Linked DNA regions of Homo sapiens: regions 2 and 3 are each linked to region 1. Evidence: chromatin loops called from intact Hi-C (ENCODE). Cell type or tissue: adrenal gland. All regions are shown on one strand.

Region 1 (2,500 bases):
ATACCTGTGTAATCTGGATGGGATCAAGGTTTTTGTGTGCGCTTATTAAAGTGAAATGAAAAAGAGAAGAAAGTGGCAATCCCTAAAGAGAAAGCAGTTAACAGAGAGTGAAGAGCATAAGATCTAATTTCCAAGCAAATGTTTATCTAATTATACTCTATTTTATGGACCTTTCTACCAGCAAGCACACAGTACACATTCACATGGCAGATAAGAGGACTCCAGGCTACGATTCTCACTCCACTGAATGAGGAATTCAATGACTCACCCGTGGATCTCGAGGCAGCCCCTTGAATCCCAGGCAACTGGGTTTTATGAAAGAACACTTTGGGCTCTTTGGTGATGTTTCTGGGTGGTTGTGACCGTTTACTGCCTTGAAAAGAAAACTTTTTGCGGTGAAATGTAATTACCTTCTTTTTATCTCCCCTGAAACAGCTTTTCAATTCTCCCTGAGTCACATAAAACCAGTGGTTGAAGCTACCTGGTAAGCCTGTTATGTTTCCAGTGGGATGGAGTCCATCTGCATACGGCAAGCATAAATGAAGTTGGCATTCCATTAAAAACAAAAACAAAATGAGGAAACCACTCTGAACCTTGTCCATCACTCTCAAATTATCAGTATTTTATCCCGTAGATGAAAGGAAATACTTAGCTACAGTCCAGCATCTGTCCTCTATTTATCTGAGGAATCAAGAAGTTCTACTCCCTTCAGAATGTTTGGGCAGTGACTTGGAGCCACCAGTGTGAGGTCAGTCCTTGCTGTGATAATGGAGTTCCTTCATGGAACCATGCTGACCAATGGGGAGACTACAGTGTAAGAGGGCAGTGCTTGGAGGTGCAGGCATGATGAGACCAGGTCCCTGCCTGCAGTGTGCAGATTAGTGAGGAGGCAGAAAGAAATCAATTACAGTCAGCCCTCCGCATGCATAGTTCCCCATCCGTGATTTCCAACAACCTCACTTGGAAAATGTTCAGGAAAAAAGGAATGGGCACGGTGGCTCACGCCTATGATCCCAACACTTTAGGAGGTCAAGGTGGGCAGATCGCTTGAGGCCAGGAGTTCAAGACCAGCCTGGCCAACACAGTGAAAGCCCATCTCTACTAAAAATACAAAAATTTGCTGGGCGTGGTGGTGCACACCTGTAGTTCAAGCTACTTGGGAGGCTGAGGCATGAGAATCACTTGAACCCAGGAGGTGGAGGTTGCAGTGAGCTGAGATCATGCCACTGCACTCCAGCCTGGGCGACAGAGCAAGACTCTGTCTCAAAAAAATAAAACAACAAACACAAAAACAAAAACTAGCCAGGCATGGTGGCGTGTACCTGTAGTCCCAGATACTCGGGAGGCTGAGGCAGGAAGATCACTTGAGCCCAGAAGGCAGAGGTAGCAGTGAGCCAAAATCGTACCACTGCACAAAGAAAGAAAGAAAAGAAAGTGGAAGGAAAGCAGTCACCCTTAGAAGGGAGGCAATGTGCACAGGGGAGACCCACAGCAGGAAGGTAAAGGGGGACTCCTGATGACTGAAAGTGGGCCCTAGGCTTCAGAGATGGGAGGAATAGAAGACGGGCTCAAAAAAGGCAATGAACTATGTCATGTATGAGGGAGACAGAGGGGACCTGGGAGTGCTGGATGTTAGGGACCACTGAAATCAATACTGTCCAGGCTGTGCATGATAGGTGAGAGGAAGGGAATACTTCCAGGAAGAAGCAGAAGTCTGGGACTTTCTTTTGACTCGTGATGTGACCTGACCAACAGGAGGCCCTTTTTTTTTTTTTTTTTTTTTTTTGAGATGGAGTCTTGCCCTGTCACCCACACTGGAGTGCAGTGGCACAATCTTGGCTCACTGCAACCTCCACCTCCTGGGTTCAAACGATTCTCCTGCCTCAGCCTCTGGAACCGCTGGGATTACAGGCATCTGCCACCACACCCAGCTAATTTTTGTATTTTTAGTAGAGATGGGCTTTCACCATGTTGGCGGCCAGGCCAGTCTCGAACTCCTGATCTCATGATTCACCCACCTTGGCCTCCCAAAGTGCTGGGGTGACAGGAGTGAGCCACTGTGCCCTGCCAGGAGGCCCTTTAAGACATTAAAAAAACTCTTATCTGTTTAAACAGAGATGGGATCTTGCTACGTTGCAAGGCTGGCCTTGAACTCCTCAGCTCAAGCAATCCTCCTGTCCCTCCCAAAATGCTGGCATGAGCCTCGGTGCCCGGCCTAGAAATTTTTTCAAGATAATAATCTTAGTAATAAGGTTATAAGTTACCAGGATGCTTGTGGTATATTGCATATGACTTATGAAATCCTTTGGAATCTCTAAATCAGATAATTTGGATTCACTCTGGCTATTAGAATACAATATCCACATCCTACTGGTAGTATGATTCTGGATATATTATGCTGCTTTCTCCAAGATGAGATAATACTGCTAACTTCATTCTCTCCAAGGGCCTTTGCACAAATCATGTAAAAAAAAAATCCATCAATAACTAACTTGCCCCT
Region 2 (2,500 bases), 280 kb after region 1:
TTGCTCTTTTGCCCAGGCTGGAGTACAGAGGCACAATCTCAGCTCACTGCAACCTTCATCTCCTGGGTTCAAGTGATTCTCCTGCATCAGCCTCCTGAGTAGCTGGGACAACAGGCATGCACCACCACATCCAGTTAATTTTTTTTATTTTTAGTAGAGATGGGTTTTCACTGTGTTAGCCAAGCTGGTCTCGAACTCCTGACCTCGGGTGATCTGCCCACCTTGGCCTCCCAAAGTGCTGGGATTGCAGGCACTAGCCACCATGCCCGGCCAAACTAGTCTCATTTGTCAAAGAAAGCATACAAACCAGGACCATTTTTTGTTTTGGCTGGGTTAATACCTTTATAACCTTCTGTGCCAAACACTGACACCTTAAAATATCTTGCAAAGACAAATATAAAACCATATATGTTGACAATTCTGAAGACATTTCTATTTTCATTTTACCAATAATTTTAAAGCCAACTTCTTTAGTAAAGATTTACTTAAGTCGGCTGGGTGCGGTGGCTCACGCCTGTAATCCCAGGCAGGCGGATCACGAGGTCAGGAGATCAAGACCATCCTGGCTAACATGGTGAAACCCCATCTCTACTAAAAATACAAAAAATTAGCCAGGCCTGGTGGCGGGCACCTGTAGTCCCAGCTACTTGAGAGGCTGAGGCAGGAGAATGGCGTGAACCCGGGAGGCATAGCTTGCAGTAAGCTGATATCACGACACTGCACTCCAGCCTGGGTGACAGAACGAGACTCCATCTCAAAAAAAAAAAGGAACAGCAGCACAAATGCCTGGATACATGCAACTCCATCTCACTTTCCCATTCAACAGCAAACTCCAGATTCCAAACAATGTTGGGGCCAAACAGTATTGCAAAAGAATATCAAGTGTTTCCTCCTTAGATTATCAGGGTCAAATTTATTCCAGTCGTTGAGGATGCAGCCAAGCAGGGAGTCAGATGGAATAGATGGAGTGTTTCCTATTATTGTCTGTAAGAGAGAAAATCCTAGGGAGGGTGTAGTACTATTCCTCAGAACCTCAGCCTAGGGTGTCCCCTTTGGAGAGGTTGAGGTCTGGAGTTGGATCCCCTAGAGGATCCCCCTTTGGGGTCCAATCTTAGAGTGTCAGACATCTCTGACTTTAGGTGGGCACCAGTGCTGCTTTATATGTTTTCCCTCCAGTGGCGATGGTCTACTGTGAGCTTTCCTTTGGTTCCTGGGCGTAATCCCAGACTTTTAGTATCCCACTAATTTCAGTGTGATGTATCTTCCTGCATTCCTCACAGGACTAAGGAGGTTCTGAAACATTGCAGAGTTAATAGTACCAAGGTTGGTGGGGTATTCTCTGTGAAGGAAGGATCCAGCGGTATGTGAAAGACTGAGATTGAGAATTTCTTTCTTTCTTTTTTTTTTTTTTTTCTTGAGACAGAGTTTTTCTTTTTTTGAGATGGAGTCTCACTCTGTCGCCCAGGCTGGAGTGCAGTGGCGCGATCTCGGCTCACTGCAAGCTCCGCCTCCCGGGTTCACGCCATTCTCCTGCCTCAGCCTCCTGAGTAGCTGGGACTACAGGCGCCCGCCACCACGCACGGCTAATTTTTTGTACTTTTTAGTAGAGATGGGGTTTCACCATGTTAGCCAGGATGGTCTCGATCTCCTGACCTCGTGATCTACCCGCCTCAGCCTCCCAAAGTGCTGGGATTACAGGTGTGAGCCACAGCGCCCAGCCTTAGACGGAGTTTTGGTCTTGTTGCCCAGGCTGGCTGGAGTGCAGTGGCATGATCTCGGGTCACTGCAACCTCCGCCTCCCGAGTTCAAGCAGTTCTCCTGCCTCAGCCTCCTGAGTAGCTGGGGATTACAGGCGTGTGCCACCATGCCCAGCCAATTTTTTTGTATTTTTAGTAGAGCTGTGGTTTCACCATGTTGGCCAGGCTGGTCTCAAACTCCTGACCTCAGGTGATCCACCCGCCTTGGCCTCCCAAAGTGCAGAGATTACAGGTGTGAGCCACTGCACCTGGCTGGGGTTGAGAATTTCTGTGAGATTCAGGGAAAGCAAATTGATGCAGAAGCAATGACCGTCAACCTATGGGATCCCCTCAGTGAAGTCTGAGATGTAGAATGTCTACTGAAGCTTGTGGATCCCAAAGGTCTTCAGACAGTCAAATCGAGTAAGAGAAGGTAAGTCAAATGCATGAGATACATTATCTTTTGCCCTTACAGGCTGACTTTAAGGAGAATTTTGCATAAGAAAAGAGGATTTAAGTCACCTGAAATATGCGTGAGTTCGCCCTGGATGAGCTGCCGCTGCCAGTTGCATCACAGATAGGGATCAGGGACTGTAACTGGAAAATAGAGAAAAGAGTCTTTTCCCCTTCTGGGCAGGGCAGCTATCCCCATTTACGCCTTGGCCTTCAGGCAACACCAGAGGGTGGCCCTGGCCAGCTGCCCTCAGTTACCAAGGAACTAGTAGGAAACGGCAGCTGAAAGATTTTCTGAAAAAGAGAAAAAG
Region 3 (2,500 bases), 150 kb after region 1:
ATGCCAAGTCTTGAGGATGCACAGAGCACTGGGGCCCTGGACCCTGGCCCACAAAACCATTTTTCTCTCCTAGGCCTCCAGGCTTGTGATGGGAGGGGCGGCTGAGAAGGTCTCTGAAATGCCCTGCAGGCATTTTGCTCATTATCTTGCCTATTAACTTTCAGCTCTTCTTTACTTATGTACATTTCTGCAGCCTTTGATTCCTGCCAGAAAATGGGCAGCAAATTTTCAAAACTTTCATGCTTTGCTTCCAGTTTAAATGTAAGTTATAGTTTTAGGTCATTTCTTTGATTATGCAATTGAGTGCAGACTTTAAGAAGCAGCCAGGCGACCTCTCCAACACTGCTGCTTAGAAATTTATTCTGCCAGATACTCTAAATAATCTTTCTCAAGCTCAAGTTGTGTCTGTCACAGATCTCTAGAGCAGGAGCACAATGCTGCCAGTCTTTTTGCTAAAGCACAGCGAGAGTGACCTTTATTCCAGTTACCAGTAAGTTCCTCATCTCTATCTGAGACCACCACAGCCCAGACTTCACTGTCCATATTATTAGCATTTTGGTCACAACCATTTAAGTCTCTAGGAAGTTCCACACTTTCCCTCAACTTCCTGTCTTCTTCGGATCCCTTCAAACTGTTCCAACATCTGCACATTACCCAGTTCCAAAGTAGCTTCAGGAATCTTTATAGCAGTGCCCCACTCCTGTTACCAACTTTCTATACTAGTCCATTCTCACACTGCTGTGAGGAACTACCTAAGATTCGGTAATTTATGAAGAAAAGAGGTTTAATTGACTTACGATTCCACAGGCTGTACATGAAGCATGGCTGGGAGGCCTCAGGAAACTTACAGTCATGGCAGAAGGTGAAGAAGTAAGCATGTCTTACCATGGCAGAGCAGGAAAGAGGGTGAATGAAGAAGGAAGTGCTACACACTTTTAAACAAGCAGGTCTCATGTGAACTATCATGAGAACAGCAAGGAGGAAATCTGCCCCCATGATCCATTCATCTCCCACCAGGTCCCTCCCCTAACAAGAGAATTACAATTTGACATGAGACTTGGGTGGGGACACAGAGCCAAACCATATCAGATTCTGTTTTGAGACAGGGTCTTGCCCCATTATCCAGCCCACAGTGCAGTGGTGTGATCACGGCTCACTGTAGCCTCAAACTCCCAGGCTTAAGAGATTCTTCTGCCTTCTTCCTGACTCTCCCTCCTGATAAGCTGGAACTAAAGGCACATGCCATCACACCTGGCTAATTTTTACATTACTATTTGCAGAGATGGGGGTCTTGCTATGTTGCCCAGGCTGGTCTTAAATGCCTAGGCTCAAGCAATCCTCCTGCCTCAGCCTCCTGAAGTGGTGAAATTACAGGTGTGAGCTACTATGCACATCCAAACATCTTGCTCAAACTGGATCCTATAGGGAAAGGGAGAAGCCCAAGGTCAGAGGGCTCAGGGGATCCTGATTTAAGTTGGGTCAAGGAGAGTCTGCAGTGCACTTTTCTGTATGTGAGCTATACTCAAACGCAACTCTCTGGAGAAGACAAGTCAGCCTGGTCCCCTTTCATCCATCACCACACCCTGGGACACAGCACCATCCCATCCTGACTCCAGAGGGTTCAACAAGGGTCCCCGCTAGTCCTCCATGCCCCTGCACCTCTCACCATGAGATCACCATATCCCAATGTGTGTGGGGGAGCTTTACTTCTCTAAATGCTCTTTCAGGGCCACTCTTCCCTTCTTCACTCCGTGCCTCCATTACCTATCTACTCATTCCTCTCTCAGGACTGGCTGCCCACCCTTCCCATGACACAGCTATCAGAGGCATACCAAGGTTGGCTGCCTCATGGGAGACAGCAAGTGCCATGGAGGCCACAGCTGATGCCAGACAAAAGAGAACACACACAGAGAAGGAGGCATGGCTGCTTGAAGCTCCCCACGAGCTGGCCTGAGGGTCCGGACCTCAGAATACCAGCACCATGGAGACACCAGGTCACACACACATGAACCTTGATCCAGCTAATACAATGGGCCTGGCTGACCCCAGTCCTGGACTGACTCATCACTAATCTTCACTATCGTCACACCTGTCCCTTCTCCCAGGAGAGGAAATTGTCTAGAGGCAAAATCCCAAGGGGATCCACTCATGGGGCTTCAAGGCTGTGTCATCCACCTTGACTGGCTTTCACTCGGCCAGTACTGCACTGCCTCGGAAGGGCCACTCCAAAGTCATCCCAAATTTTCTACAGGCTTCCTGTTCTCCATTCTCTGGGACTCACTCTCTCTTCTACACTGACAACCCCTTATAACCCAAGTCCCAAAGAAGGAAGTTATTCTCATGCCCTGGGCTTTGGGATGCTGATTCCAGAGACGCTACTGCCCAATGCCCCTCCATCCACACTTACAGCTTCCCTGTTGCCCTGATCCAGTCCCTACTACTAAAGGTCCAAAGAAACCCCAAATTAACCTCCTTTTGGCTTCACTTTTTAATTTATTAC

What was found. A loop is a pair of places that touch in the nucleus more often than their neighbours do. Peaks named below come from ENCODE experiments on the same cell type or tissue, not always from the same donor. Only the 100,000 strongest peaks of a DNase experiment are listed, where the experiment ranks them.
Region 2: it touches region 1 in a loop (2.2-fold over the local background); 6 of 110 quality-filtered maps call a loop at or near these places.
Region 3: it touches region 1 in a loop (2.0-fold over the local background); 5 of 110 quality-filtered maps call a loop at or near these places.

What each region holds. Positions count from the first base shown.
Region 1 is chr19:57,973,831-57,976,330 of GRCh38, forward strand. C19orf18 (chromosome 19 open reading frame 18) reads right to left here and starts at 704. Exons shown (of 6, transcript NM_152474.5): 1 at 482-704; 2 at 269-373. The coding sequence starts at 602. In adrenal gland, no CTCF peak of the experiment used is centred here; no DNase peak of the experiment used is centred here.
Region 2 is chr19:58,253,468-58,255,967 of GRCh38, forward strand. The region is part of intron 6 of ZNF544 (zinc finger protein 544); the gene reads left to right. Among named protein-coding and RNA genes, the nearest start is that of ZNF8-DT, 24 kb to the right of the region's middle. In adrenal gland, no CTCF peak of the experiment used is centred here; no DNase peak of the experiment used is centred here; H3K4me3 peaks cover 239 bases.
Region 3 is chr19:58,123,775-58,126,274 of GRCh38, forward strand. It overlaps ZNF329 (zinc finger protein 329), which reads right to left. Exons shown (of 4, transcript NM_024620.4): 4 at 2,474-2,500. Among named protein-coding and RNA genes, the nearest start is that of ZNF329, 26 kb to the right of the region's middle. In adrenal gland, no CTCF peak of the experiment used is centred here; no DNase peak of the experiment used is centred here.